Linked DNA regions of Homo sapiens: region 1 is linked to region 2. A link is a contact called in ENCODE Hi-C or POLR2A ChIA-PET data. All regions are on one chromosome and are shown on one strand. Each heading gives the region's core, a stretch centred on a gene start or an enhancer-like site at or near the end of the contact. The rest is flanking DNA. Distances are from core to core; before and after follow the strand shown.

Region 1 (3,545 bases), core at 365-2,864, 590 kb before region 2:
AGTCTCAAACATGAGATTGTTAATTGCCTGGATCCCTGGGGATACTGAAGGGACTGAGGGCAAAATAACTAACTGCACTAGTAGAGGAATAAGACTGGCTTGAACTTGCATTCCCACTCTACCAACTCCAAACTTCACTGTCCTCATTTGTAAATAGGTTGCTATAAGGAATAAATGACGTAACACATGAAGTGTTGGGCACAGTATCCGGCTCATAGTAAATGACCAATACATCCCAGCTATCATTATTCTACATTAATAACAACCATGACACACAGCTACGATGTGTGTGGGGGGAGGGGGAAGACTTGAGAGAGCAACCTTTCCTATCACTCCCTCATTTCACAGGTGAGGAAACTGAAGTCCAGGAACAGGTTCGGAGCCAGCTCCCCGCTTTCCAGAGTTGAGGAGAGGAGGAAGGAGAGAGGGGGGAATCGCAGGAGAGGGAGAGAAGCCGGCGGGATTCGAGGTAGGCCTCTGGGGAGCGAGCCGCATAGCTTGCAGGGCTGCATCTGTGAGAGTGAGGGGTGAAGCCTAAAGCAGCAGCCCTGCGTGATGGCTCATGCGTGTAATCCCAGCACTTTGGGAGGCCAAGGCGGGAGGATCGCTTGACCCCAGGAGTTTGAGACCAGCCTGGGCAACATAGGGAGACGTCCTCCCATGTCCCTACAAAAAAAAAAATTTAAAAACTGGCCGGGCGCGGTGGCTCACGCCTGTAACCCTAACACTTTGGGAAGCCGAGGCGGGCGGATCATTTGAGGTCAGGAGTTCCAGACCAGCCTGGCCAGCATGGTGAAACCCCGTCTCTACTAAAAATGCCAAAAAAAAAAAAAAAAAAATTAGCCGGGTGTGGTGGGCGCCTGTAGTCCCAGCCACTCGGGAGGCTGAGGCAGGAGAATCGCTTGAACTCGGGAGGCGGAGGTTGCAGAGAGTCAAGATCGCGCCACTGCACTCCAGCCTGGGTGACAGAGCAAGACCTTGTCTCAGAAAAAAAGAAAAAAGAAAGACAAAGAAAGCAGCAGCCTTGATTTGAGAGGGAGGCCCCCAGTGGGGCTTGAGGGCGGGACTACGGAAGGCAGGGGATGGAAGCAAGAAAAGGCAGGTTCCGTGGGAAAAGCGAATTAAGGGCGTAGGATTTGGAAGCGGGGCTTGGAGGATGTGGGTCTGAAATGAAAGGGGGGACTAAGGGAGTAGGGAAGTGGGGCTCTTAGGCGGTGAGCCTGAGGGGACAGGGGCTCTCCTAAATGAGAGACCAATGGGAGGGAGCTGGGCTCTTGGAAGGCGGGGTCGAAGGGAGCGAGGTACTGGCCTGTGGAGTAAAGGAGCCGCGAGGTGAGTGCGGCGGGGGTCCGGCGGGTGACGTACAACATCTCACCTGTCTTCGGCGTCGCGGCTTCAGCCTTCGTGTCTGGTCGGCTCCCGGAACTGCCCCCGGTGCGCCTGCGGCCACCGGGATCCCCGAAAAGCCCTAGCCGGGCGCTCAGGCCGCTGCCTTGGCAACGGCGTCGGACGCCGCGGTGCCCGCGGGGAGGGGCGGGAAGCGCGTCACGGCGAGGGGACGGTCCCGGAAGTGCGCCAGTCGTACCTTCGCGGCCGCAACTCGCTCGGCCGCCGCCATCTTGCGAGCTCGTCGTACTGACCGAGCGGGGAGGCTGTCTTGAGGCGGCACCGCTCACCGACACCGAGGCGGACTGGCAGCCCTGAGCGTCGCAGTCATGCCGGCCGGACCCGTGCAGGCGGTGCCCCCGCCGCCGCCCGTGCCCACGGAGCCCAAACAGGTACCTCTCCCCCGCCCCTCAGCCTGCAGCCGGAGGGTTGGCCTGGGCGCTCCTTACTCGCACAGGAATAAGCGGCCGGCCGCTATGAAGGGCTTGGAGGGACTGCAAGTCCCAAGAGGCTGCGCGCTTCCCGCGCTATGGTGGTGTTCTGGTAGCGAAATGAGCCACCCTGAACGGGATTCTCTAAGTGGTCCGCGGAGCAGCCCCGTCGGCACGAGCCGGGAGCTTCTTAGAAATGTGGAGTCTCCGCCGTAGATCTTTTAAATAGGAATCTACATTTGAACAAAATCCTAAGGTGATTGATTTATAAGTGCGAGAGGCGCTGATCCAGCCCATCCTCTGATCTTATGTAGCAGTTGGGGCCGCCGGCCACAGCCTTTCCCCAGTAATGGCTAATTTCCCAGCCTGCACGGTACATCTTTGGATGTTAATTCTCAGCATCTATTTCGGTGTCTGCCCCAAGCCAGACACCGTGCCAGGCTCCCACATTACCGGAATGAATGGGGCATGGTCCCTGCCTAGGGAGCTCACAGGCTAACGAGAAGACAGACATATGAGAATGCTCACCAAATGTTTGTTGTCCCAATGGCCATCGATGATACAGTGCCAGCCCGCCCTTAATAAAGCTCTCCAATCTCGAATGTGCACAAACCATTGTAGTATGGTGTGATATGCCCTGTGATAGAAGTTTCAGGTACAAATCTAATGAACATTGTTTGCTGGGCTAGAAGGGATATTAAGGTAGGGAAGCCCACAAGAGTGAGAGGTAAATTTCTTTTAGAAGAAGGAATAGGAGTTTGCCAGGTAGGTGACTAGGGAAGGGAAATAGCATCCTTTATTCATCCAGCAAATATTTATTGAACACATACGCTGATCATTGCTTTGGGTTCAGAATAAGGGGGGCGGGGGGGGGGAACATGACTGAAGAAGCCATGCCTTTTCCACAAATATTTAAGTGCCCGTGTGTCCCTGGCATTTTCCCAGGCATTGGGGGAAAATAAGGTAATAGCCAGATAATATGCGCAAAGACACCGAGGTGAATCAAACGGTGTCTCTGATCAAGAGTAAATGAACAAGTGTTGAAGCATAGACTTAGGAGCGTAGTGGCAGGAGATGCGATTCTTACTTAGGATTTGAACTTTTCCTTGTAGACAGTGGGAAGAAAAGGGAGTGTTTTAAGCCAAATAGTGACATTTGTGTTTCAGAAATTCAGGTAGGCAGACGTGTGGAGAATCACTATGAGGGGAGGCCAGTCACGCTATTCCAAAGAGGCTGAAGGCCTGGCCGAGATTAGGGCAGAGGGGGTAGGCAGGCTCTTCAGCCAGAGTGGTGTGTTAGAATCCTGGTTCTGCCAGTTGGACATTAAGCTCTCCATCTCTCAGTTTTGTCATCTGTAATGTGGAGATATTAAGAGTTCTTGGCCGGGTCCAGTGGCTCACGCCTGTAATTCCAGCAGTTTGGGAGGCCGAGGCAGACAGATCACTTGAGGTCAGGAGTTTGAGACCAGCCTGGCCAACATAGCAAAACTGTCTCTACTAAAAATAAAAAATTAGCCAGGTGTGGTGGTGCATGTTTGTAATCCCCACTATTCGGGAGAGAATTGCTTGAACCTGGGAAGCAGAAGTTGCAATGAGCCAAGATCATGCCGCTGCACTCCAGCCTGGGCGACAGCAAGAGACTGTCTCAAAAAAAAAAAGAGTACTTAATCTTATAGGCTTCTTCTAAAGGTTATAAGAGTTAATATATTTAAAGTGCTTGGGAAAAATA
Region 2 (3,576 bases), core at 229-2,728:
AAGACCAGCCTGGGCAACATGGTGAAACCCCATCTCTACAAAAAATACAAAAATTAGCTGGGCGTGGTGGCGCATGCCTGTGGTCCCAGCTACTCAGGAGGCTGAGGTGGGAAGATCACTTGAACCCAGGAGGTCAAGGCTGCAGTGAGCTGTGATCATGCCACTGCACTCCAACCTGGGCGACAGAGTGAGATCCTGTCTCAAAAAAACAAAACAAAACAAAAAAAAGCACAAGGAAAATGGGTGAGTTATAACAACATACTTGGATGTCTCTCCAGATCAATGGGAGTGGTTAACAGAACCACTTGCAAGAGATGGGACAGTAGCAATGCTTTCATATGGGGCAGGAAGTTGCACTGGTCACAGGCAGCATAGCACTAGTGGACAGTGCCTTCCCGGGCTGCAGAGTCAGACAGTCTCAAATTAAAAACACAAGTGAGTGGTGGAACAGGGCTATATGTATAAGGCCTACTCCAGCACAGTCATAATTTAGCGATATAAAGCATGCACTGCACCTAGCACAGTGCATGATACATAAAAGTCAAAAATGTGTTGCGATTCCTACCTCATGCTTCCACTTTCTCCTGAGGAATGTAAGCAATGATTATTTTTCAGTGGTACCACCTACCAGGCATGTGGCACCCTGCCTGCATCTCATGTAATCCTCACAATCGTGCTCAGGTTACTATTAATATCTCCATCTCACAGTTAAAACGGAGTTCAGAGAAGAAACTTGCTCAACTTAATGCCACAGTTAAGTGACAAGGACCAGTGTTCCTATCCAAGGCTTTCTGATTTCATAGCCCCCACTCTCAACCATTAATACCAACTGTCTACGTGGGAAGCCTTGGGGACCAGAAGCGCCGTCTGAAACTTCAGCCACGGCGTCTAAGGTGTCTAACGTCCTTTTCACGACCGTCGCCTGCTCAAATCTGCCCTTGAAACTCTGAGAGACAGGGGTCCCGTTTCTGGCCCTGACTTGCCCCTGGCTTCCTGTGCAGCTAGTAAGTCCTTTGCTCTCACTAGCCTTTAGTTTTTGCTTCTGATAATGGGCAAGTGGGTATGTAGGGTGGCACACAGCAATACTTACAACCCCTGCAAAATGAAATATATTAACCTCGCTTAACGTTTTAGAATTCACATCAAGCCAAGGGGACAGACGGCGGACTCGAGACAGAAGACGCCGACGGTTTACCCCTTACCCCCTTCCTGGTAAAAGTATACTGAGTCCCATCCCACCTCTACTCCACTGTCACCCCTCAGGCGGGTCCAAGGTCAGGGATGGCACAGGCCCTCACCCCCTCGTTGATGTGGTCGTAGATAGCGTCCGCGCCTTGATCGAAGGCGCGCTCGAAGAACATGACGCCCACGATGATGGTGAGGGCGAAGGTGGAGGTCCTGCGGAACAGCAGGGAGTACAATTTCGAAGTCAACGTCGCGGCCGCCATGTTTCTTCACAGTCCAACTCGCGCCACCGCGCCTGCGCTGGGGCCGACCTCGTTCCCCAAAGGCCCTAGACGTGCAACACTTTATGGGATTTGTAGTTCCTCTGAATCTCAGCCTTCGTGTTTTGAACCACAGAGGTATTCCTATCCTGGGAATGAGGAAAAAAACTCAAAAGGTTCATATCAGGACAGCCCAGATAATCTGATAAGATTTATTACCCAATTTTTCTTCTCCAGAATTCCTGGCTGTTAGAATATGTCAAACTACAACTCCCAGAAGCCCTCGCGCGCCATCACCTTCTCCCCGCCCTCCGCCCAGTCCCGGCTTAGATTCCCAAAGCTCTCTGGGAAGGGCGAACTGATGGCCAAGGCGAGACTACGAATCCCAGCAAGCAGTACGCGACGCGAGGACGCAGGAGGAGGAGCCCGGAGCTGCAGCCACCGGGGAGCCAGGTACCTTCCGCGAGACGTCGAGGGGCGAGTCCTAGTCTCTTTTCTCCGCACTGGAAGACTTGAACACTTCCTTCTCTGTGCGTACGCCCTGCGGCGGGACGCACCATTTCTTGGGATAGGGTGTGGATAGAGGGGCGAGGGCAGCTGGGTTCCCGAGACCCTGGCTCAACTCTTCGCCTTGTCCCCTGCACCAGCCCCAAGTCTAGGCCAGGAGCTGGAGCCTGCGGCAAAAGTCTTGTCCTGGAGGTTAAACCCTTCACCCTGGATTAAGGGCAGGGACGGATCTGCCCTGCTTCCTGTTCCTCTCACCCCTGGGCTTCGCACCGGGCAACCCTGGTTTGGAAGGCTGGAGACTTGGAACCTGCTTGGGATTGAAAAGAGCAAGGGCTTTGGAGTACCTGGGGCATTCAACAGATGTTTTCCCAGCGCCTGTTCTGGTCCCTGCTCTGGGGACCCAGCAGTGAACAAAGTCCTTGCTCTCACAGAGCGCTCAATCTACGGAGTGGGCGGGTGGGGAGATGCAGTACAGCAAACAGATAGTGCTTTGGTTGACTGGAGAGGCAGTGGTGGTGACATTGCACCCTGGGTAGCTGCTCTGGGGGGTGACACTTGACTAGAGACCTGAATGAATAGTAGAGTTGAACAGGAAAACGTTGGTGCAAAGGCCTTGAGGCAGCTACAGTCCTGGGATGTTTGAGGGAAAGAAGTAGAGTGGACTGTGAAGAGGTTGACTCCGGTCAGCTCATGTCTGGCCTTGGAACCCACCTTACGGAGTCTTGTTTTCTTTGGTTTTTGTTTTTAGAGACAGGGTCTCACTGTGTTGCCCAGGCTGGTCTCCAACTCCTGGGCTCAAGCAATCTTCCTGCCTCGCCCCCCAAGGTGCGTGAGCCACCGCGTCTGGCCAAGGAGTCTTGTCTTTTTCTAGTTGCACTAGGAGGCCATTGAAGGGTTTTCAGGAGAAATGCGACAAGATTTAATGTGCACTTTAATGTCATCATCCTGGCTGGTCTATGGAGAGTGGACCGCAAGGGGGAAGTTATTGTAGTAGATCATTTGAGGGAAGATGGGTGGTTATTTATTTGAGATGGAGTCTCGGTCTGTCGTCCAGACTGGAGTGTAGTGGTGCTATCTCGGCTTACTGCAACCTCCGCCTCCCGGGTTCAAGTGATTCTCCTGCTTCAGCCTCCCGAGTGGCTGGGATTACAGGCGCCTGCCACCATGCCTGGCTAATTTTTTTTTTTAGTAGAGACAGGGTTTCACCATGTTGGCCAGGCTAGTCTCAAACTCCTGACTTCAGGTGATCCTCCCATCTTGGCCTCCCAAAGTGCTGGGATTACAGGCGTGAGCCACCATGCCCGGCCTGATGGGTGGTAATTTAGGTTAGGGTGTGGAGCAGGGCAGTGATCAGATTTGGGATGTAATTTGGGAGGGAGGGCAGACAGAGCAAGCTAGCAGATGTGTGTAGGGTGCACAGGAAAGAGGAATTGAGGAGGATATCTAAGTTTTTTTTGTTTTTTGTTTTTTGTTTTTTTTTGAGACAGAGTCTCACTCTGTGCGGCTGGAGTGCAGTGGCACAATCTTGGCTCACTGCAACCTCTGCCACCCATGTTCAAGCAATTCTCATGCCTCAGCCTACTGAATAGCTGGGATTACAAGCGGATGCCAACACGCCCAGCTC

What was found. A loop is a pair of places that touch in the nucleus more often than their neighbours do. ChIA-PET counts read pairs that join two places held with the same protein, here RNA polymerase II (POLR2A). Pooled maps may share reads with other maps.
Region 1: a loop to region 2 is called in a map of ascending aorta, with 23 times the contacts of the local background. The contact joins the promoter of SF3A1 here to the promoter of UQCR10 in region 2. A Hi-C loop is called at or near these places in 2 of 168 maps with a recorded cell type or tissue (ascending aorta and naive thymus-derived CD4-positive, alpha-beta T cell), 3 of 37 single-sample maps with no recorded cell type and 12 of 50 pooled maps. POLR2A ChIA-PET finds 5 or more read pairs at or near these places in 3 of 52 experiments (HEK293, WTC11 and activated T-cell).

The regions. Positions count from the first base shown.
Region 1 is chr22:30,354,963-30,358,507 of GRCh38, reverse strand. It overlaps SF3A1 (splicing factor 3a subunit 1), which reads left to right and starts at 1,614. Exons shown (of 16, transcript NM_005877.6): 1 at 1,614-1,778. The coding sequence starts at 1,716. CCDC157 (coiled-coil domain containing 157) reads right to left here and starts at 1,501. Exons shown (of 12, transcript NM_001017437.5): 1 at 1,376-1,501. RefSeq lists an enhancer at 133-732 and a silencer at 1,668-1,917.
Region 2 is chr22:29,765,271-29,768,846 of GRCh38, reverse strand. It overlaps UQCR10 (ubiquinol-cytochrome c reductase, complex III subunit X), which reads right to left and starts at 1,478. Exons shown (of 2, transcript NM_013387.4): 1 at 1,299-1,478. The coding sequence starts at 1,448. It overlaps ZMAT5 (zinc finger matrin-type 5), which reads left to right and starts at 1,840. Exons shown (of 6, transcript NM_001003692.2): 1 at 1,840-1,975. RefSeq lists enhancers at 1,347-1,396, 1,306-1,955, 1,757-1,986, 1,956-2,605.